Regions from separate parts of the Mus musculus genome. Here regions 2 and 3 are each linked to region 1. Evidence: chromatin loops called from intact Hi-C (ENCODE). Cell type or tissue: heart. All regions are shown on one strand.

The links. Peaks named below come from ENCODE experiments on the same cell type or tissue, not always from the same donor. Only the 100,000 strongest peaks of a DNase experiment are listed, where the experiment ranks them.
Region 2: a loop joins it to region 1, with 2.8 times the contacts of the local background. A loop is called at or near these places in 2 of 42 quality-filtered maps.
Region 3: a loop joins it to region 1, with 1.9 times the contacts of the local background. A loop is called at or near these places in 4 of 42 quality-filtered maps.

What each region holds. Positions count from the first base shown.
Region 1 is chr7:63,990,685-63,998,684 of GRCm38, reverse strand. All of the region lies in intron 1 of Gm32633 (predicted gene, 32633), which reads right to left. Among named protein-coding and RNA genes, the nearest start is that of Gm32633, 7.8 kb to the right of the region's middle. In heart, a CTCF peak has its summit at 3,152; no DNase peak of the experiment used is centred here; H3K27ac peaks cover 405 bases.
Region 2 is chr7:64,074,565-64,082,564 of GRCm38, reverse strand. No RefSeq gene overlaps it. Among named protein-coding and RNA genes, the nearest start is that of Gm20670, 21 kb to the right of the region's middle. In heart, a CTCF peak has its summit at 4,769; no DNase peak of the experiment used is centred here.
Region 3 is chr7:64,044,290-64,052,289 of GRCm38, reverse strand. No RefSeq gene overlaps it. Among named protein-coding and RNA genes, the nearest start is that of Gm20670, 8.9 kb to the left of the region's middle. In heart, a CTCF peak has its summit at 3,392; DNase peaks (open chromatin) are centred at 1,869, 3,179 and 3,649; H3K4me3 peaks cover 1,789 bases; H3K27ac peaks cover 4,123 bases.

The DNA of each region.
Region 1 (8,000 bases):
CACACACATACACACATAGACTTACACAGACACTCTCTCTCACTCTCACACACATATATATATACACACTCACACACATATACACATGCATGCACATAGACATACAGACAAACGCACACAGACTCTCTCATACATACACACAGGCAAGCACACACATATACACACTCACATGCACACATACACACATGTAAATAGGAATACACACAGACATTCTCTCTCTCTCTCTCTCTCTCTCTCTCTCTCTCTCTCACACACTCTCACACACACACACACACACACACACACACACACACAAACACTGTCCTGTCCTCACAGACGTCTGCCTATGCCTCATTTCACAAGCTATATCGCTCTGCCTGTCCTGGCATTGTGTCCTGTCCAAAGAGCCATTTGAGTCTCTGACATATCCTTGAGGATGGTGGCCCTGAAATTCCAGGCCTGGGCCTGAGATAAAGGACTCCAGGTCACTACTCTCCTCCCATTCTCTCTGCTACCTGCTAGAAAGCTAGAGACCTTGAGGACCTAGCTGCCAGTCCATCACAGGCTTAGGCAAGTGAGGTCCAGGCCAGGAGATGCTCAACAGATGCTTGCCCGCTGGCAGATGAGCCCCAAGGGCAAGATGCTCCTGAGGGCTGAGCCACTCCTGAAAAGAGTTTTCTCACAAGCAAAGGCTAAAAAAGAAACAAATAGGGCTGGAGAGATGGCTCAGTGGTTAAGAGCACCAACTGCTCTTCCAAAGGTCATGAGTTCAAATCCCAGCAACCACATGATGGCTCACAACCATCCGTGATGAGAGCCCCTGCCCTCTTCTGGGGTGTCTGAAGACAACTACAGTGTACTTGCATATAATAAATAAATTAATTTTTAAAAATTAAAAAAAAGAAGAAGAAACAAATAGTAAGAGTATCAAGGTAAAGACATGTCCCTGGGAGCTCCTTCCTGTGTTCAGAGGCTCACCTACAAGCAGGCACTCCTGGTCACCTTCTGGCCTGTGGCCTTCACTAGGAGAGTCTTAATCAGTGATTCTCAACCTGTGGGTCATGACCCCTTTGGGTCAAATGACCCTTTTACAGGGGTCACCTAAAACCCTCAAACAAACAAAAAAGCATATATTTACATTATAACTCATGGCAGTGGCGAAATTGATTATAAAGTAGCAACAAAAATGTTTTTATGGTTGAGGGTCAGCATGACATGAGGAACTGTATTAAAGGGTTGCAGCATTGGGAGGGTTAAGGACTACTGGTCTAAATAGAACAAGGGCATAGACAGAGGTGTCAATGCTGGTCTCTTGCCTCTGGACAGCAGTGAAAGGTTCTGTAATAAGCAGACCAGGGGGGAGTGAACTGAGCAAGAACTAGGGAAGAAGAAACTTCCCAGGTCAGGGAAAGATGCTGACGTGCACTAAAGTGGCTCACCCCATGGTAAGGCCCTGAGGCAGACTCTATCCTTCTCATCTCCGATGTCCACATTAGCTGGGCTGATTCATGGGGTACAATGTGTTATTTCCTTACATGATACAATGTACGCTAAGCAAATCAGAGCATAACCACCACTTCAGACATTCACAACAACCAAGACACGCAGCCAGTCGGGGTGCCCATGGCCCAGTGAAGGGAATGTAGTGCATGCATACAGTGGCCTACTCTCCAGCCCACAGCAGAGAATAAGATCCTGCCACTTGTGTAACATGGACAGAACTGGAAGTCCTTATGATAAATGAAATCAGCCAGACACAGAGACGCAAATACCATATGGGCTCACTCCGATGAAGAACATTAAAAAGGCAATCTCAAAGAAACAGATTGTGGAAAGGTGGTTATCAGAAGCTGGGGAGGGAGGGTAAGTAACAAAATGGTGTTAGATAAGAGAAATAAGTTCTGGCGTCCTGGTGGCACAGAAGGTGACCAGTAACATTGTCAACCTGATGTAATCTAAAGTCATCTAGTGGATAGGCATGCCTGCGAGGGGTTACCTTGATAGCATCGACTTGAGATGGACTCACTCTGGATAGCACCATTCCCTAGTGGGATCCTGAACTGATAATTGGAGAAAGGGGTGCATACATTCACCTCTCTCTGTTCTTAGTTGTGGCTATGATATGACCAGCTGCTTCAAGTTCCTGCCTTTCACTATCATCAAAGGCTGTACCTGTTATGGTTTGTATATGCTAGGCCCAGGGAGTAGCACTATTAGAAGGTGAGGCCCTGTTGGAGTAAGTATGTCACTGTGGGTGTGGGCTTAAGACCCTCATCCTAGCTGCCTGGAAGTCAGTCTTACACTAGCAGCCTTCAGATGAAGCTGCAGAACTCTCAGCTCTGCCTGCAGAGTATTCTATCACTGGCAATGAGGAGAAAAAAACTAAGACGGATGCTCCTGTTTACAACAATGTATTCTATATTTCTTGAGTCTGTTGACCGGAGGCTGTGGTAGAGGCTGGAGCAAAGGACGCATTCTTCCAGGCCTTTCCCCTCTACAGGAATAAGGGAAGAAGCAAAGCCAGAGGCCCAAAGTTTCACATTTCAAAGAGAAGCTTCTAAGTTGGTGTGGAAATGTAGGAGCTGGTGAGAGCTGCACACCCTTAACTAACAAACTGTAAATTTGGATATCAGCTGTTTCACAAGGGGTAACTCAGGTCCTACCTGTCTCGAACCAGGTTTTGACTGAACTACACAGTAAACTGCAGCAATGTTGAGCTTCCTCTGGTAAATTCTTACAGTCTGTGTTATCCTAGTAATGTGGCCTTGAACTGTTAATAGTTATACTGATCTTTCTTTACTTTTTTTTTTTTTTCTGAGATGAGTTCTCTGTATAGTTCTGCCTGTCCTGGAACTGGCTTTGTAGATGAGGCTGGCCTCAAGCTCAGAGAGATACATCTGCCTCTATCTCTGCCTCTTGAGTGCTGACATCAAAGGCATGTCCCACCACACCCAGCTTTTTTTGTGTTCAAACATGGGAAAGTTAAGAAGCAGATAAATTCTTTTTTACTAAAAGTCTAAGAGTTTTTTATAAGCCAAGGCTGAGGCCTTGTTGAGGGAAGGGCTGAAAGAATCCCAAATGGTTTGGTAAGGAGTCCCTGTTACTCCTGTTGCTATTATAACCCAGAGGCTCTGGGCTCCCAAGGATGCTGCCTGGTTACTAGTCATCCTTTGGCCACCACTGTCCCCATGTGGTACAAATGCACAGGAGCCCATGGTGCTCAGAGGAGAGCAAAGGACATTACCCAGTCACAAGTCACATGTATCAGACACGTGCCCAACCACTGAAGCCCGAATCCTGACAGTAGGTCACAAGTCGAGAAAATATCACATTTACCCTTTATAACCATGCCCACTTTCTTGGCTCCCTAGGCTCATAGACCATGCCCAGGCTGTCCTGAGGCTGCCATACAGTAAGAAAGACCTTGATGGCCACATGAAAGGACAATAAGGAGGACTACACATGCACCAGGCAGGCAAAGGTATGCTTCCTAGACCTTCTAACCCAATCCAACTGCCAAACACAGAATAATAATTGTCATGTCCGCCAACACTTGTGATATGTGGCCTGTAGGATCTCATAACATAATAGGCTGCACAGCAACATGTGTGTCAAGTATGTAAGTTCTGTCCTCTAAGCCCCAGGGAATATGGGGAAGATGGCCTATCATCTTCTTAAAAAGACTGTCATTGATAAGATACCATTAGGCTATGCTGTGGCTTTGGTGCTTGGAGGTTATCATCAAAAACAAGCTGTTAAAAAGAAGGGTGAGGGCTGGAGAGATGGCTCAGCAGTTAAGAGCACTGGTTGCTCTTCCGAAGGTCCTGAGTTCAAATTCCAGCAACCACATAGTGGCTCACAACCATCTGTAATGAGATCTGACGCCCTCTTCTGGTGTGTCTGAAGACAGGTAAAGTGTACTTACATAAAATAATAAATAATTCTTTGGGCCAGAGCAAGCAGAGGTCCTGAGTTCAATTCCCAGCAACCACATGATGACTCACAACCATCTGTAATGCTACAGTGTATTCATATACATAATAAAAATAAATAAATCTTTTTTTAAAGAAGGAAGGCTGAGCTGGGAAAGGAGAGTGAAATGTAAATGTGATTGTTGTCAGTTTGACTGGATATGGGAACAACTAAGAGACACACCTCTGGGTAGGTCTTCAAGGGTATATCCTGGGCCCATTGGCTAAGACAGAAAAGCCCTTTCCTCGGAGTAGTAGAACCCACCATCTGCTGCCCAGACATAGAGAGGTGAGAAATACGTCTCATGTGCCTGCCTTGCACCTTGCTGGCAAGTGCAGCCTTTGGTTGCTGCCTCTGCTGCTGCCATCCTTAGCTGTTGCTTAACCCAGCTTCTTTGACCTTCCACCATGAACTAAAGATCAGATCTCCAGGAATCCTCCATAACTCAGTGCCAGCTTGGGATCATTGAGGTTTCTGGCCTTGGGGACTGAGCAGGTCGCAGTTCTCAGTCTGGCCAGGGTGCAGACTTTCATTGCTAGACTACCCAGCACATATCCTATAAGACAATCTAATACATTTCCTTTGTTTTATATGCTCACTCAGTTCTGTTCCCCTACATAACCCTGACTGTCACAGAATTCATGGGATAAGAAGGGGATTCCCACGAACCTAGGGGACAGAATCCAAGCATCCGTAGTCGGTCAACATTCAGAAGTACAGCTAGCCGGGTTGAGAACTCCAGTTGAGAGGGGGATTAGCTCAAATGGTAGAGCGCTCGCTTAGCATGTGAGAGGTAGCAGGATTGATGCCCGCATCCTCCAGTTCCCTTTCCCAGCACTCGGGAGGCAGAGGCAGGCAGATTTCTGATTTCGAGGCCAGCCTGGTCTACAAAGTGAGTTCCAGGACAGCCAGGGCTATACAGAGAAACCCTGTCTCAAAAAAACAAAAACAAACAAACAAACAAACAAACAAAAGAAACTCCAGTTGTTTTCTTGGGTTTTTCTGTTGTTGCTGTTTTTGTTGTTGTTGTCGGTGGTGGTGGTGTTTTTTTTTTTTAATTTACTTATTTTTAGTATGTGTATATGTATGGGTATGTACACATAGGTACACATATGGAGAGCAGAAGAGGGAGTTGGATTCCCTGGAGCTGGAATCACACGTGTCTGTAAGTCATCCTACATAGGTGCTGGGCCATGAACTCAGGTCCTCTGGGAGAGCAGTACACAAAGTACATCTTAACTGCAAAGAGGTGGATCTCTCCAGCCTGCAAAGTCCTGTTCTTAATTCTTGGTTATTCTATGGCTTGAGCGTGACCTCTAAATAATCAGGCGTAGGAACGTTAGTTCCTCTGTGCTGTGGGGCGGGGAATGGATCACCAAGGCAGATGTCTCAGAAGAATGTATTAGCTATAGTGGAGGCTAGACCTCTCTGTCTTGTGCACGCATACTTTCTCTATCTTTCAGCTTCTACCTGCCTAGGAAGCGGCAGGTAGCCATCTCCAGCTGTGGCCATATGACCTTGAACTTTCCAGCCTTGGAGACTGTGAACCTAAAATAATCAGTCTTCTTTCTTTACTTTGTCTCGTGTATCAGACAGTCCTTAGAAAATGGACTCATGGCTTGGCCAAGGTTGAGAGCCACACTGACAATTTGTTGCAGAGGCTGAAGATGAAAATCAGACAGTGGACCGCTGACTAAGGTGGACCATGAGCCAAGCCAGTATTTAACTCCAGCCACAAGGCTATGGGACAAAAGTAAACAAGAAGGTTCTAGAAGAAGGGCTAGAGCCACAGGATTGGACATGCACCTCCTACCCTGCCTGTGAGGAACTATTCCTTCTATCTAGATTTGGCATTTGCAGTGGTCAAGAGATAAAAGACAAACTACACTAAACTATGGGGAAAATCTCTAGACACCCTGACCAACCTCCTCCTGGCTCTCTTCATCTTTGCCAGCTGTGAGAAGTAGAGACCTATAGTCCACATCTCTGATTCCCCAGGCTAGTGTCTGGCACGGATCTACAAATACCAGCACGTTGACCTCCTGGGTTGCAAAGCTTGATTAGGAGGCCCAAATGTAATCCAGGTTGGCTGGGAACAAAGGAACATGGGGCACTCCCTGGGTGGCCTGGCCTTCCAGGGAGGCTCTAGGTGGCCCAAGTTTTCAATCCCAGCTCCAGCCTTCTTGGCTTTGGTTTCAAAGACCACCAGTGCAAAGTGAAATGGATACTATCACCGTGTATGGCCACGGTCTGAAACGTGAAATGGCATATGGTCCTGGCGGGGATCAGGGAGTGGTAGGCATAGCCTCAAAGCCTGCGTCAGCGACGCCTTTCCCGAACCCAGTGGGTGTGTGTTGCAGGAACAGTGGGCTTTCCAATGCAGGAAGCAGCAGGGCAGTGGGTTTTCTCCACTCTGTGGCAGGTTGATCCATTTGGCAGAGGCCTGGCAGGCCCAGATGGTAAGAGGCCTGGAAGTCAGGGCTAAATTTGGACTTGGACAGAAAGGTAAATTTTCAGGAGGCCTCTGAAGAAGGCTGCTATTGGTGATTTAAAAAAAATAAATAAATAGCGCGCGCGCGCACACACACACACACACACACACACACACACGCACGCATGCGCGGGTGGGATTGCGGGGGGGGGGGGGGGGGGCAGATAGAGAATGAATTAGGGAAAGGGTAGCCTTGGCTCCAGAGCTGCCCTGGGAGGCAGGTGGATGTCACTGGGCTCCAGGCTTGGGCAGGCTAATCCCTTACATCATGTTCTCCAAGGCTCCTCCCTTCTTGGCCCTGACTGCCAACTCACAAGGGTGGTTTCCACAGAAGCCCCCCCACCCCACCCCTGAGCATCCAATATGGCCTGCCCCTGCAGGTACAGGAGCCTGGTGCCACCCGCACATGGGCCAGGTGGAGCTGCACCTTGGCCAGGAACCTGCGCAGGAGGAGCAGCTGGCCACCCTGCTCGGGGTGAGGAGAGGAAGCTATTTTGGGTTGAAACCCAGGCTGTGTGAATGCTGTCTACAAAGGAGCTTCTACCCACAGCCTGGGGAACACCATCTGCCCTGAAGAGCGGGCTGCACATGCCAACACGCGGACTTCAAACTCAAGCCCCTTGCAGCTCCATGGAGCCCTGTCTGGGCCCAACCACTCCAGCTTTTTCCTCAAGCCTGGCCTGGCCCTTGCTGTCATGAGGCCTGAGCAGCTGTAAAAGAGACACAGCCATTCCCTTTGTAGTCGGCTTCACCTCCCAAAACTGAAAGGGAGGGTGGGCAGTTTAATCTTATCTTGCCTTACAGAAATGGTAAGTGGGGTACTCAAGAGCAGCTGCTATGGGGTACAGGAGATAGACTACTCCCAGGACTGCCTCATGTAGCAGGGATACCAGGCCTGGTTCCCCATGGTCTTCTCTAATAGACACAATGGAGACCCTGCCATCTCTACACCGAGTCAGTTCAGACTGGCCCAGTCCTGAAGGCTTCTCGATGCTCCCCATGGCCCTGTGCTTGGATAACCAACGAAATGGGAATGATTAGGGTCCCTTGTTGGAAGCCTAGGCTCATCACTCACACACTCACCTTGGTGGTACATCTGCCCTAAATGCGCCTCTCCTTCAACCTGGATCCTCTGCCTGAGAACCGGCATGGGATGAGAGGGTTTGGGAAAAGGGTGCTTCTAGTCTCTTTGATGTCCATCCAGGGTATTAATTTTTGGAACTGGGTAGTACCCTAGCTGACTTCCCACGAGCCCACCTCTTTGGATGGTGGCCCCAGCTGTTATCCAGCTGGCCACTCACTGAGATAATTGTAGCCACCTTGCTTCTGACAATAAAGTGGCACCACCTGTCAACTACTCTATGGCCACCCTGTCACCCACAGCAGCTTTACTGTCATCCCTGGCCCTCAAAAGGCAGTCACACTGAGTTTCTCAACAATGCTTCCTCTTTGACACATTAGTAAATGCAGCAACCTGGGTTTGGACCTCACCTCTCCTCGCTTTTCTCCTCATGGTCCTGGCATTCCTCAGCGTGTAGTTTGGGCTGTCCCTTCCCAG
Region 2 (8,000 bases), 84 kb before region 1:
TTAAACACCACAGTGGAGCACTGTGACCCCAAAGTGGAGCATTGTGAAAGCAAAGTGGAGCACCGTCAGACCACTCTGGAGCACTGTGATTCCACAGTAAAGCACTATGGCATCAGAGAAGCACTGTGACACCACAGTGGAGCACTGTGACAGCAAAGCGAAACACTGTGACACCACTTTGGAGTACTGTGACACCACAATGGAGCACTGTGACACCACAGTGGAGCAGTGTGAAAGGAAAGAAGAGTAATGTGATAGCAAAGTGGAGCATTGGAACACTACCGTGGAGCACTGTGATAGCAAAGTGGAGCACTGTGGAAGCAAAGTGGAACACTGTGACACCACAGTGGAGCACAGTGACTTCAAATAAGAACACTGTCACACCACAGTTTAGCACTGTGACACCACAGTGCAGAACTGTGACACCATATTTGAGCACTGTGACAGCACAGTGGAGCACTGTGATAGGAAAGTAGAGTACTGTGACACCACAGTGGAGCACTGTGACAGGAAAGTAGAGTACTGTGATAGCAAAGTGGAGCATTTGAAACAACAGTAGAGCACTGTGTTAGCACATGGAGCACTGTGACATCGCAGTGGAGCCAGGTGACACCACAGTTGGGCACTGTGACAGCTAAGTGAAGCACTGTGACACCACAGTGGAGTACTGTGACACCACAGTGGAGCACTGTTATAGCAAAATGGAGCACTATGATAGCAAAGTGGAGCACTGAGACAAAACAGTAGAGCACTGTGATAGTACATGGAGCACTGTGACAACAAAGTGGAAAACTTTGACAGCACAGTGGAGCATGGTGACACCACAGTGTTGCAAGTGGGCACCACAGTGGAGCACACTGACACCACAGTGGAGCACTGATACCACAGTGGAGCATGGTGACACCACAGTAGAGCACTGTGACACCACAGTGGAGCGCTGGGACAGGACAGTGGAGCACTGTGACTGCAAAGAGGAACACTATGACAGCACAGTGGAGCACTGGGATAGCAAATTGAGCACTGTGACACTACACTTGAGCTCTGTGACATCATAGTAGAGTACAGTGACCGGAAAGTAGAGCATTGTGATAGCAAAGGGGAGCATTGTTACACTACCTCAGAGCACTGTGATAGCACATGGAGTATTGTGATAGCAAAGTAGAGCACTGTGAAATCACAGTAGAGCCCTGTGACACCACAGTGGAGCACTGTGACAGCAAAGTGGAGCATTTGACATAACCGTAGAGCACTGTGTTAGCACATGGAGCATGGTGACATCACAGTGGAGCACTTTGATACCACAGTAGAGTAAGGTGACACCACAGTGGGGCACTGTGACAGCAAAGTGAAGCACTGTGAAACCACAGTGGAGCCCGTTGACACCACAGTGGAGCACTGTGATAGCAAAAAGGAGCACTGTGATAAGAAATTAGAACAATGTGACACCATAGTGGAGCACAGTGACACCACAGTGGAGCACTCTGACAGCAGTGTAGTACTGTGACAACAATGTGGAGCACTGTTATAGCAAAGTGGAGCACTGTAATAGCAAATTGGAGCAGTCTGACACAACAGTAGAGTAGTGTGATAGCACATGGAGCACTATGACATCACAGAGGAACACTCTGACAGCAAAGTTCAGCACTGTGACACCACTGTGGAGCAGTGTGATAGAAAAGTGGAGCATTATGACACAAGAGTGTAGCATTGTCATAGCACATGGAGCACTGTGATAGCAAAGTGGAGCACGGTGACACCACAGTGGAGCACTGTGAGACCACACTGGAGCATTGTGACACCAAAAAGAGGATGGTGACACCTCAGCAGAGCACTCTGACACTACAGTAGAGTACTGTGACAAGAAAGTGGAACACTGTGACACCAAGGTGGAGCAGTGTGGCACCACAGTGTAGCACTGTGACACCATAGTGTAGCACTGTAACACCACATTAGAGCACTGTGATAGCAAAGTGGAACACTGTGACACCACAGTGGAGGTCTGTAACACCATAGTGGAGCATTGTGAAAGGAAAGTAGAGCAGTGTGACATCACAGTAGAGCACTGTGACAGCAAAGTGGAACACTGTGACACCACAGTGGAGCATGGTGACACCACAGTAGAGCACTGTGACACCACAGTGGAGCACTGTTACAGCACAGTGGAGCACGGTGACAAAACAGTAGAGCATAGTGACACCACAGTGGAGCACTGTGATAGCCAAGTGGAACACTGTGACACCACAGTGGAGCACTGTGACAGGAAAGTAGAGTACTGTGATAGCAAAGTGGAGCAAACTGAAACCACAATAAAGCACTGTGACAGCACAGTGGAGAATTGTGACAGCAAAGTTCAGCACTTTCACAGCACATTGGAGCAGGGTGACACCACAGTGTTGCACAATAACAGCACAGTGGAGCACAGAGACACCACAGTGGAGCACTGTGACACCACAGTGGAGCTTTGGACACAACAGTGGAGCACTGTGACTGCACATGTAGCACTCCGACAGGAAATTGGAGCACAGTAACACCACAGTGGAGTATGGTGACACCATAGTGGAGCACGGTGACACCAAGTGGAGCCCGGTGACACCACAGTAGAGCACTGTGACACCACAGTGGAGCTTTGGACACAACAGTGGAGCACTGTGACTGCACATGTAGCACTTCGACAGGAAATTGGAGCACAGTAACACCACAGTGGAGTATGGTGACACCATAGTGGAGCACGGTGACACCAAGTGGAGCCCGGTGACACCACAGTGGAGTTGGGTCACACCACAGGGGAGCACTGTGACACCACAGTGGAGCACTGTTACTGCAAATTGGAACACTGTGAGACCACAGTGGAGGACTGTGACACCACAGTGGAGCATTGTGACACCAGAGTGGAGCACCGTGAAAGGTAAGTAGAGCACTGTGATAGCAAATTGGAGCATTGGGACACTACCGTGGAGCACTGTGATAGCAAAGTGAAGCACTGTAAAACCACAGTAGAACACTTTGACACCACAGTGGAGCACTGTGACAGCAAAGTGGAGAACTTTGACAGCAGAGTGGAGCAGGGTGACACCACAGTGTTGCAAGGGTCACCACAGTGTAGGACTGTGACACCACAGTGGAGCACACTGACACCACAGTGGAGCATTGTGATACCACAGTGGACCACGGTGACACCACAGTAGAGAATTATGACACCATAGTGCAGTGTTGTGACAGCACAGTTGAGCATGGTGACAAATCAATAGAGCACTGTGATAGCAAAGTGAACAACTGTGACACTACAGTGGAGCACTGTGACTGCAAAATGGAACACTATGACGGCACAGTGGAGCACTGCGATAGCAAAGTGGAGCACTGGAGCTCTGTGACAACACAGAGAACTGTGATAGCAATGTGGAGCACTGTGACAACACATTGGATCACTGTGACTGCAAATTGGAACACATTGACACCACAGTTGAGCACTGTGAAACCACAGTGGAGCACTGTGAAAAAATAGTGGAACACTGTGACACCACAGTGGAGCACTGTGACAGCACAGTGGAGTACTGTGACACCACAGTGGAGCACTGTGACAGCACACTGGAGCACTGTGACACTACAGAGGAACACTGTGACACCACAGTGGAGAACAATGACACCGAAGTGCAGCACTCTGAAAGCACAGTGGAGCAGTGAGACAGCACAGTGGAGCACAGTATCATCACAGTGCAACACTGTGACCCCTCACTGGAGCACTGTGACTCAACAGTGGAGCACTGTGACAGCACAGAGGGGCACTATGACAGCACATTGGAGCACTGTGACACTACAGAGGAATACTGTGACACCATAGTGGAGCACTGTGACAGCACAGTGAAGCACTGTGACAACAAAGTGGAACACTGTGACAGGAAAGTAGAGTACTGTGATAGCAAAGTGGCGCAATCTGAAACCACAATAAGCACTGTGACACCACAGTGGAGAATTGTGACAGCAAAGTTCAGCACTTTCACAGCACATTGGAGCAGGGTGAGACCACAGTGTTGCACAGTGACACCACAGTGGAGCACTATGATACCACAGTGGAGCACCGAGACCAGAGTAGAGCACTGTGACACCACAGTGGAGCACTCTGACACCACAGTGGAGCTTTTGACACAACAGTGGAGTACTGTGATTGCACATGGAGCACTGTGACAGGAAATTGGAGCACCGTAACACCACAGTGGAGCACGGGGACACCACAGTGGAGCCGGTTCACACCACAGTGGAGCACTGTGACACCACAGAGGAGCCGGTTGACACCACAGTGGAGCACTGTGACAGCACTGTGGAACCCGTTGACACCACAGTGGAGTACTGTGACACCAATGTGGAATACTGTGACAGCAAAGTTGAGCACTGTGACACCACGTTGGAGCCCGTTGACACCACAGTGGAGTGCTCTTATAGCAAAATGGAGCACTGTGATAGCAAAGTGGAGTACTGTGACAAAACAGTAGAACCCTTTGTTAGTACATGGAGCAATATGATAGCAAGGTGGAGCACTGTGAAATCACAGTCTAACACTCTGTCAGCAAAGTTCAGCACTGTGACACCACTGTGGAGCAGTGTGATAACAAAGTGAAGCATTGTGACACAACAGTGGAGCATTGTCATAACACATGGAGCACTGTGATAGCAGAGAGGAGCATGGTGACACCACAGTAGAGCACTGTGAGATCGAAGTGGAGCACTCTGACACCACAGTACAGCTCTTTGACACCATAGTTGATCACTGTGACACCACAGGGGAGCACTGTGACACCACAGTCGAATACTGTGGTAGGAAAGTAGAGCACAGTGACACCACAGTTGAGCAGTATGACAGGAAAGCGGAAAACTGTGACACCACTTTGGAGTACTGTGACATCGCAATGGAACACTGTGAGACCACAGTGTAGCAATGTGAAAGGAAAGAAGAGTAATGTGATAGCAAAGTGGAGCATTGGGACACTACTGTGTAGCACTGTGATAGCAAAGTGGAGCACTGTGGAAGCAAAGTGGAACACTGTGACACCACAGTTTAGCACTGTGATACCACAGTGCAGAATTGTGACACCATATTGGAGCACTGTGATAGCAAAATGGAGTACTGTGACACCACATTGATGCACTATGATAGGAAAGTAGAGCATTGTGACACAACAGTAGAGCACTGTGACAGCAAAGTGGAACACTGACACCACAGTGGAGGTCTGTGACACCACAGTGGAGCACTGTGAAAGGAAAGTAGAGCATTGTGACACCACAAAAGAGCATGTGACAGCAAAGTGGAACACTGTCACACCAGAGTGGAGTACTGTGACAGGAAAGTAGAGTACTGTGATAGCAAAGTGGAGCAATATGAAACCACAATAAAGCACTGTGACACCACAGTGGAGAATTGTGACAGCAAAGTTCAGCACTTTCACAACACATTGGAGCAGGGTGACACCACAGCGTTGCACAGTGACGCCACAGTGGAGCACAGAGACACCACAGTGGAGCACTGTGATACCACACTGGAGCACCGAGAAACCACAGTAGAGCACTGTGACACCACAGTGGAGCTTTTGAAACAACAGGGGAGCACTGTGATTGCACATGGAGCACTGTGACAGGAAATTGGAGCACCGTAACACCACAGGGGAGCACTGTGACACCACAGTGGAGTACTGTGACACCAATGTGGTGCACTGTTATAGCAAAATGGTATACTGTGATACCACAGTAGAGCAAGGTCACACCACTAGAGCACTGTGACACCACAGTGGACCACTGTGATAGCAAATTGGAGCACTGTGACACAACAGTGGAGTATTGTGATAGCACATGGAGCACTATGAGACCATAGTGGAGCACTGTGAGACCTTATTGGAGCACTTTGACACCAAAGTGGAGAATGGTGACACCTCAGTGGAGCACTGTCACACCACAGAGGAGTACTGTGACAGCAAAGTCGAACATTGTGACACCTCAGTGGAGCACTGTCACACCACAATGGAATACTTGACAGCAAAAGCAAACACTGTGACACCACAGTAGAGCACTCTTACACCACAGTGGAGCACTATGACAACACAGTGCAGCACATTGACTGCACAGTGGAGAATGGTGACAGCACAGTGGAGCACTGTGACACTACAATAGAGCTCTCTGACACCACAATGGAGGACTGTGATAGCTAAGTGGAGCACTGTGACACCACATTGGCACACTGTGATAGGAAAGTAGAGCATTGTGAAACCACAGTAGAGCACTGTGACAGCAAAGTGGAAAACTGTGACACCAGAGTGGAGTTTTGTGACACCACAGTGGAGCAATGTGATAGGAAAGTAGAGCATTGTGACAGCACAGTAGAGCGCTGTGACAGCAAAGTGGAAAACTGTGACACCACAGTGGAGCACTTTGACAGGACAGAAGAGCACTGTGACAGGACAGTAGAGTACTGTGATAGCAAAGTGGAGCTTTGGGACACAACTGTGGAGCACTGTGATAGCAAAGAGGAGCACTGTGAAACCACTGTAGAGCACTCTGACACCACAGTGGAGCACTGTTACAGCAAAGTGGAGTATTTTGACAGCACAATGGAGCAGGGTGACATCACAGTGTTGCAAGGGGGAACCACAGTGGTGCACTGTGACAGCACAGTGGAGCACAGTGAAAAAAGAGCAGAGCACTGTGATAGCAAAGTGGAGCACTGTGACTGCAAAGTGGAACACTGTGACAGCACAGTGGAGCACTTTGATAGTAAAGTGGACCACTGTGACACTACTGGAGCTCTGTGACACCACAGTGGAGCACTGTGACAGCCAAGTGGAACACTGTCACACCAGAGTGGAGCACTGTGACAGGAAAGTAGAGTACTGTGATAGCAAAGTGGAGCGTTGGGACACTACCATGGAGCACTGTGATAGCAAAGTGGAGCACTCTGAAACCACAATAAAGCACTGTGACACCACAGTGAAGAATTGTGACAGCAAAGTTCAGCACTTTCACAGCACATTGGAGCAGGGTGACACCAGAGTGTTGCACAGTGACACCACAGTGGAGCACAGAGACACCACAGTGGAGCACTGTGATACCACGGTGGAGCACTGAGACACCACAGTAGAGCACTGTCACACCAGAGTGGAGCACTCTGACACCACAGTGGAGCTTTAGACACAACAGTGTAGCACTGTGATTGCACATGGAGCACTGTGACAGGAAATTGGAGCACCGTAACACCACAGTGGAGCACTGTGACACCACAGTGGAGTACTGTGACACCAATGTGGAGCACTGTTATAGCAAAGTGGAGCACTCTGATACCAAAGTGGAGCAGTGTGACACAACAGTAAAGCACTGTGATACCACATGGAGCACTGTGATATGACAGTAGAGCAAGGTCACACCACACTGGAGCACTGTGACACCACAGTGGAACATTGTGACACCACAGTGAACAACTGTGATAGCAATGGGGAGCACTGTGACACAACAGTGGAGCATTGTGATAGCACATGGAGCACTGTGAGACCATAGTGGAGCACTTAGACACCAAAGTGGAGAACGGTGATACCTCCGTGGAGCACTGTGACACCACAGTGGAGTACTGTGACAGCAAAGTTGAACACTGTGTCACCTTAGTGGGGCACGGTGGCAGCACAGTGGAGCACTGTGATTGCAAAGTGGAGCACTGTGACAGTACAGTGGAGCACTGTGAATGCAAAGTGGAACACTATGACAGCACAGTGGAGCACTGCCATAGCAAAGTGGAGCACTGTGACACTACGGTGGAGCTCTGTGACACCACAGTGGAGCACTGTGATAGCAAAATGGAGCACTCTGACACCACATTGGAGCACTGTGATAGGAAAGTAGAGCATTGTGACACAACAGTAGAGCACTGTGACAGCAAATTGGAACACTGACACCACAGTGGAGGTCTGTGACACCACAGTGGAGCACTGTGAAAGGAAAGTAGAGCATTGTGGCACCACAGTAGAGCA
Region 3 (8,000 bases), 54 kb before region 1:
GTGAATGCAGGTGTAGATGAAACAGGACTTGCTCTATGCTGACAGTGAAGCTCATGAGGGTTTCATCCTGTTTCACCTCTGGTAATATTTGAAATAGCAATTTCCAGAATAAAAGAACAAAAAACAAACAAACAAACCAACAAACCAGCCAGGCGTGGTGGCACAGAGGCAGGCGGATTTCTGAGTTCGAGGCCACCCTGGTCTACAAAGTGAGTTCCAGGACAGCCAGGGCTATAAAGAGAAACACTGTCTCAAAAAAAAAAAAAAAAAACAAACAAACAAACAGGTTAAGCTGGGCGTGGTAGTGCACGCCTTTAATCCCAGCACTCGGGAGGCAGAGGCAGGCGGATTTCTGAGTTCTAGGCCAGCCTGGTCTACAAAGTGAGCTCTAGGACAGCCAGGGCTATACAGAGAAACCCTGTCTCAAAAAAACAAACAAACAAACAAACAAACAAACAAAAAACAGAATAAAAGAAAGAAGGAAGAATTAAAAGAGGAAGGAGCCTGGGGAGATGGCTCAGTGGGTAAGGTACTTACGAGTACAGATCCATGGAACCAAGGTAAACCTGGGTGGTGGGCACACACATCTGTAACTCCAGCAGACTACAGAGAGATGGGAGACACAAACAGGACTCCTAGAAGCTCATCTGACAGCAGGCCTGGCATATGTACAAGTGGAGGACTAGAACCAACACTTGAGGTTCCACTCTGACCTCCACACAAATGCCATACACGTGCAGGATTTCACACAAGCATGCTTTGATTTTCAGATTCATGCGCATGTGCACACACACACACACACACACATATATATGCATACAAATATACAGGAATGCACACACATACATGTGCACACATGATTCAAAGAATAAAGGAGTGGAGGGGAAGGAAAGGAGAATGAGCTTTCAATCCATTGACAGATAAAAACAAGACACAGAAAAGCAAAGTAAAATGTCCAGAGGAGCACAGCTAGGTCCAAGCAGACCTTGTTACTGGCTCTCCCTTACCAACAATCACACAGAAGAGGAAGCGATAGACTATTGCGTCTTGCTTGAGAAAAAAACCTGTAGCTGGTCTAAGGCAACAGGGGCAACAGGAAATGGCAAGACTGTCGATGACAAATGATTTTCACCTATTATTTGGGGGAAAACATGTCCTGCCATGCATGTGCATTGTATTTCATAAGACAGACAAAGATGCCTCCCTTCCACACCCTGTTCTTCTGCTGCTTGGCACCAACAGCTTGTTCTGTTTTCAAATGTGTGTAATACCTATGACAGAGATAACCAGGGCCACAGTACTGTGTGCCAGGACAGCAATACTAAAAATTCATCTTCAGGTCCAAATATATTGAAGTTGTCTCTTTCCCACACATTCAAAATGAGCAAGGCTTTCATTATGCATCAAATGGGGAAATTAAGCAGGGCAATTATCTGTCTATTGCCCCAGGATAGCTTGGGCACTGTTTAATCAGACGTTGCTATGGGAGGCTGCAGACAGCTCCTGACCATAAACAGACATTAAAGAGAGTTACTTCATAAAAAATAAAAATAAAATAAAATTTAAAAAGTCTTCTAAGTCTTTATACCCAGTGTTGGTTTCCCTGAGAACTTCTGAACCTTAGAACTCGGCTGGAGTTTAGGGAGAGGAAGGAAGATTCTAGAAGGTGATAAGTAGACTAAAAAGCCAAATACAACAAAGTTAAACTAAATTGCTATCTTTCTCATAACTGAATTGGCAGGGCCCCTGCCTTGCTTTTCTTGGGAGTAGTGTTCAAGAGGCCCACAGGGCTCTGTATTTATGTTTGATGACTGGTCTGAAATCCTAGAGCCTTGCAGCCAGCTGGCAGAGCCTGGTGCGGCCCGTGTGTCGCCAAGGGCAGAATCAGCAGTACTGGCCACAGTTCAACCCAGAGGTGAAGAATCCTGGGTGGGCGGAGACAGGGCCCAAGCTCTCCCTCCTCAAAGGCCTGCTGGATCAGAAACAAAGAGTTCTGATTTTCTATGGGTCACGCTCAAAAGCCATATAACTTTGTCCTATTTGCCATTTTCTTAAGGAGAAAAAAAAAATTCATGATCATGGGGTCAGTGGGTGGATTTAATAGGGAGATTGAGAGTTCTAGACTTAGTGTGGGGGGGGTGGGGTGTCAATATTTCTTCCATTCTGTAGCACCTAGGCTTAGCCGACCTAGGTACCCCTGAGAATGGCAGGTAAGGACCCTTCCTCTCTCCCTCAACAGGGAGAGGCATGAAGAGACAGGATAGCTCCCTCATCAGCAGTTCTGTCTGGCTGTAGGCTACTGCTCAGCAGAGCTGAGCCTGTCACTTCCCCAGAGCCTCTTCAGCCCCAGACACTTTTCACCCATCTCCTCTCTCTACCCTCTTCCTGTCCCGCTTCCCTGTCCTACCCCTTGGGGTATTTCACTGACTGAACACACAGGAGGACAGCTCACAAACTAACAGCAGTCCTGGGAGACAACTAGTGCTTGCCAAACAATGGGGCCACACTGGCAACCAACCTAGATACAGACGAGGGGGGGTTGGGATAGTAAGAGGACAGAAGCGGTTGCCTGTGTCATAGCGCTAAATGGAGCTGAATACACAAAAGGGTGTATGTGTACCACGGTGCAGTAAACATAGACTTCATATTTGACCAGGAAATAACTTCTCAAACCTGGCAGTCCTGGAGGGAGACTGGGCCAAGCCCAAGCCCCTCAAGATCTCCCTTTTCAGAGAGACTTAGTCCAAGCAAAGCGTTGTCTAAGGCCAGCATCCCACTATCAGCAACAGGAACTGTGGCAAGCTAGCTAACAAGGCCTCCAGATTACGTGAGGGAACCAGGGGGGCAGGGAAATTTTCAGTGAAAGCCTTTCTTATCTCTTTCTACAGAGGCCCAGGGCAGGAGAGTTCAGGGTGCCTGGAACACTGTCCGACATCGTGAGATACTAAGGACAAGTTGAATAGTTACTAGGGCTAGCCCAGACCCCTAGTCCTTAGGTTTGGGGGCCATTTCTTGCTCTAAGCTATTCTGCAGAGGCAGGCATCTCAGGACTGCTAGGGCAAAACGCAGTCACGCTTGCCTTAGGAATGGCCACAGCCAGAGTGGCTAGGGTAAGAGCCATCTAGACATTTAGAGATCTGTCCCTGGGGATGGGTGATGGAGCACCCTGTAACCTACCCGCCCCGCCCCAGGAAACTGGCTTAGGGTGCTGAAACATGTGGCTGACACCAGGGGCAGGGAGGAAGATGGCACCTTGAATGAGAGCTGACCAGAGGAAGCCGTTTAGAACAACAGGCAGGCAGAAGACAGGGGTCACTAGGGCGTCTTGCACACCCATCTCCCCAACAGTCCCCAGAACAGTGTAGTCAGACAAGCGACAACTCCGAGATTAATCTGGGAGCCTGTGGCCTGGGTCAGGGACGGTAGGCGGCAGTCACCGGTGTCCTGAAGTCTCGCAGCAGCCGCTCAAGCCCCCATTCCCGCGGTGGACAGGCAGCCCCGCCCACCCATGTCACGTGCCATCTCCAGTTGCACCGGAGACACCAGCAGACAGAAGCCCTGTCCTCCAGCCCCAGCCATGTCGCTGCCTGTGCTGACCCATTTTCTCTCCCACCACCCCAGCCAGAGCCCAGAATACACGCAGCCTCCCAGCAGAGTGGGTGCCACCCGCTCTCCCTACCCCCACGCCCCTCGCATGAGAGGTTTGGGGAAGTGGGTGAAGGGAGGCTGAGGGAAGAGGGGTGGAGGGAAGACAGAGAAGGCAGGAGAGGAGGAGGAAGGAGGGGGAGGCCACTCCAGTGCCTGCTGCCAGCTAAGGAGGAAACCTTGAAACTCAAAAGTGCACACCAGCCCCAGGCTAAGGATTCCAGAACTCCAACTCCACGCTCCTGCCCTAGAGGCTCCAGACTCGGTCTTCCCCTTTCTGTAACACTCATCTCCCTAGCTAGTCTTCCTCAGGCTTGGATATTTTTGAACAAGACCATTTCTTCATTGCCTATAAACTTGGGGAACTGAGGGTCCGTGGTGCAAGAAGGAAGAAGGTGACTGAAACTGATGTCAGCCTGGCGCTGGGAAACACGGGTCCTGTGGCCTCTTTCTCTGTCCTCAGAGGACACTCAAAGGCCAGTTGAAGTGGCCTAGCTGCCTAACATCACACCTGAGAATGTCTTCTGTCTGGCTCAGGTGCTCAATGCGTGTTAATGGCTTGCTGGAGAACATTCACAAACTGTCCCTCACAAAAGGACATTCACCAAGTACAGGGATGCATGCTAACACACTCTTCACAGAAACTGGAGCAGAATGTTCTAGAGCTGAGGCTGATTAAGTATTTACCAAAGGCCAAGCCATGGTCTGGGTCTGGGCACACCTCAGTTTAACCTCACACATAGCTCATAAAGGTTCATTACTGTCCTCCGAATTTTTCAAAGGAGGAGCCTGAGCCATTGCAAGAGTGGACTGCACGCCTGGCTCACACAAGCAAGACAGCCAGGATTGGAGTCTGTCTGGCTTCAAACAGTAAGATAAAGACTAGGCCTTTCCAGTGCCTATGTTACATGAATTGTTTTCTCACTGAGAGTACTGTTTGCTGCCACCTTTCTAAGACACCTAAGGAAGAAGTGGTAGCCTTGCACAACTGAAGCTTTTACAGGACAGTGGGGGGAGTCCTGCAGCCAGCCTGCTCCTTATGTGACCCTGTCCACAAGCCTAGACCCAAGGTTCCCCTCAGGTCAGGGATACAGAAGAGTCAAGGGCAGAGACCCACACTGACCTTGGAAACCAGCTAGGTGACCTTAGGGCTGAGACATGCCTACCCCCAGAAGATCTAGATGTCACAATTGGAAACAGAACAAAGTATGGTCTGAGGGTGACTTTGTCCAGCTGTGGTATCAAGTCTGGTGGCAGTCTGATAGTGGGTAGGTAGTGACTCCATACTGCCTAGGACCCTGTGGGAGGGCTAAAGAATCAAGATTTCTTTATTATCCTCAAACATTCCATCTCCGATTGTGATTTTGATCATCAAGCATGGCTCAGTAGCTCAAGGACTTGCTGAGCAAGCCTAATGACCTGAGTTCAATCCCTGAAAGTCACTGTAGAAATAATGAAAGATTCAACTCCACAAAGTTATCCTCTGACCTTCACGTGTATAACATGATATGTGCACTGCATACACTCTAGTTCTCGAACACACACACACACACACACACACACACACACAGATCATGCACATGCAATAGTCAGTAAAATGTATAAAAACAAAGAAGAAAGAGAATTCTTTATCTTTTAAAGAAGATGCATCTTGAATAACAGTAAAGTCGTACCCCAATAAAACCCCTGTAAATTGAAAACAGTTTTAAAATAAAATGACTTTAACTCACCTAACCAGTGTGATGTTTTAATTGTCAACTTAATGAATCTAGAATCACAAAGGAGACACACCTCTGGGCTTATCCATGAGGAAGTTTCTGGATTTATAGAGTTATAGAGTTTATAGAGGAAGGAAGACCCACCTTAACTGTGGGCAGCACATTCTTGAGCTGGGGTCCTGACAGAATCCTGCTGAAATGTCGAGGTATGGCTTTGACTGAATGAGTGTCACTTTGGCATCATGATAAAGTTGGAAAACTGTTAAGTCCAACCACCATTAAGTTGGGACTGTGTGTGCATATGTGTAGGCGTATGACCTGAGAAAAAAACCTTGTTAGTTCTAACCTCTCTGCTGCCAGGTTTCTTTGATACAAGAATAGGACCTTACCATGACCCCCCCCCAAAAAAACTGGAGGCTGGTAATTTTTTTTTTCCATGTGAGCAGCCATTTCTGACTTTGGCATGTGTGACACTGCTGTGTATGAAGATTCCTCATCTTCTTCACATGACCTTCCAGGAGGTTTGTTTTTTTTTTTTAATGCAAAGGGTGTTAACCTCTGAATATATGAGGTGCTATAAGTATGTTCTTGCTGAGGTCATCTGGTCCTTTGTTTTGTTTGGAGGCAGCATCCGTCCTGTAATGCATATTAGTCACACTCTTTGAAAACTTTTCTTTTACATTTGCTTGTTTACTTCATGTGCCTATGATGGGCAAAGGTGCTGTAGCACTCCTGTAGGTCAGAGGACAACTTGCGGGAGTTAATTCTCTCCTGCCACCATGTAAGTACCAGGGGTCAGGTCTGAGCTTGGCAGCAAGCACCTTTACCCTCTGAGCACTCTCACCAGCTGGCTCCTAGTTACAATGGTACAGAAATCCAACTCAATGCAATATCATGCAAAGGGCTATATACCAAGAAACTCATGTAACTACAATCATATTCAGATATTATTTGGAAGCAAGACATCTTTCAATTTATATCTCTTTAAATAAAATTAGTTTTGTTTCCTTGCCTAAGCCTCTGAAAGGTCTGATTAGGTCTTTAACTGTTTCTGATTTTTGTTGGCATTGTGAATGTCATCTCCTTCTTGATACACAAGGAAAGTATTGATTTTTATTTGTTGTGTCTGGTCTCCACTGACGCTTAGAGCCCATGGGCCTCTTGTGGATTAATTACACTAGTACTGACATCACCTTCTAGTTCTTTCAGTACCCCGTGTTCCTCTGGATTCGGTTTTCTTCTGCCCTCTGCTGAGTTCCTTCCGTGTGTGGAGTCTTGATTTTCTCATCCCACTTGTGAGCACCTGAACAATGGCTCCCAAAGTCCACCCCGTGGGTTCCTGAGTCTCTTTCAAGGCATCTAAAAAGTTGAAATGATTCAGTGGGAATAAGACTTTTTCCCCCCATGGGTGTTGAGAGGAGCTTTCCAAAGCCTGCACGATGTGTAATATCACAACAGCTTGGTGGCAAATTCAGATATGGAAATCCAGCTGTCTGCTAAACCAGACATTGGAGAGCTCTTCAAAAATTATAAAACATTGTCACTCTTTTTATTGCAAGCAGCTATTTTCATAAATAATATTTTAATTAATGTCATTGTTACTACTCTTTTAAAAAACAGATGAATATTGTGGTGTTTTCTTGGGGTTTTTTGTTGTTGTTTTTTTTTAATTCATTTGAGCATCTACCATAGTAAATGTTTTTTGTTTGTTTGTTTTTGTTTTTTTTTTTTTGAGACAGGGTTTCTCTGTGTAGCTCTGGTTGTCCTGGAACTCACTTTGTAGACCAGGCTGGCCTCCAACTCAGAAATCCACCTGCCTCTGCCTCCCGAGTGCTGAGATTAAAGGTGTGTGCCACCACGCCTGGCACTTCCCCAGTTTTCTGTGTCAGTCAGTATCCATAACTATATCAAATATCTAAGACACCAACTTATAAGAAGAAAGGGTTGGGCTCAGGGAGATGGCTCAGTTGGTAAGATGCTTATAAAATTTGAGCAGTGAGCACCTATGATCCCAGCACGTGGGAATGGAAGGGCGATTCCTAGGTCTTGCTGTCCAAGCAGCCTAGTGAGCCAGTGAGCTCCGGGTTCAGAGAGAGACCCTGTCTTACAAGTTACGTGGAGAGAGATTGAGGAAGACATTTGATGTCTACCTCTGGCCTCTACACATACTCAAACCCCTACACACACATGCACACATATGAATACACATACACACACACACGCATACATGCACACACACACACACACACACACACACACACATACACAAGCACACATTGTGAGGGTGAAGAGTAGCCTCTGGTCTTCAGCAGTTCGCCTCGCTCTCATTTTGGCTGATATCGACCTGACAGTGACTTGGGTGGGTAGTGTTGGCTCTGGAGGTCTCTGTCAGTGTGACTATCGACCCTACACTGAAATCAAATAGGACACCCTCTAAGCCACTTTGAAGGTCCTGTCTGTATCCCATGACCCACTCCCTCTCCTCTGGGACTCTGGAGCTCTAAGAGCTGAGCCCTGGGCTCTCTCTAGGCTCTGCTGCTTCACCTACCTGGCCCCTTCATGACATCCTCCTGTTGTTGTTTTAAGGGTCAAGTCTCCTAAGTCTCAAAGGTGCCTAAGGATTTTTAATTTATTCAT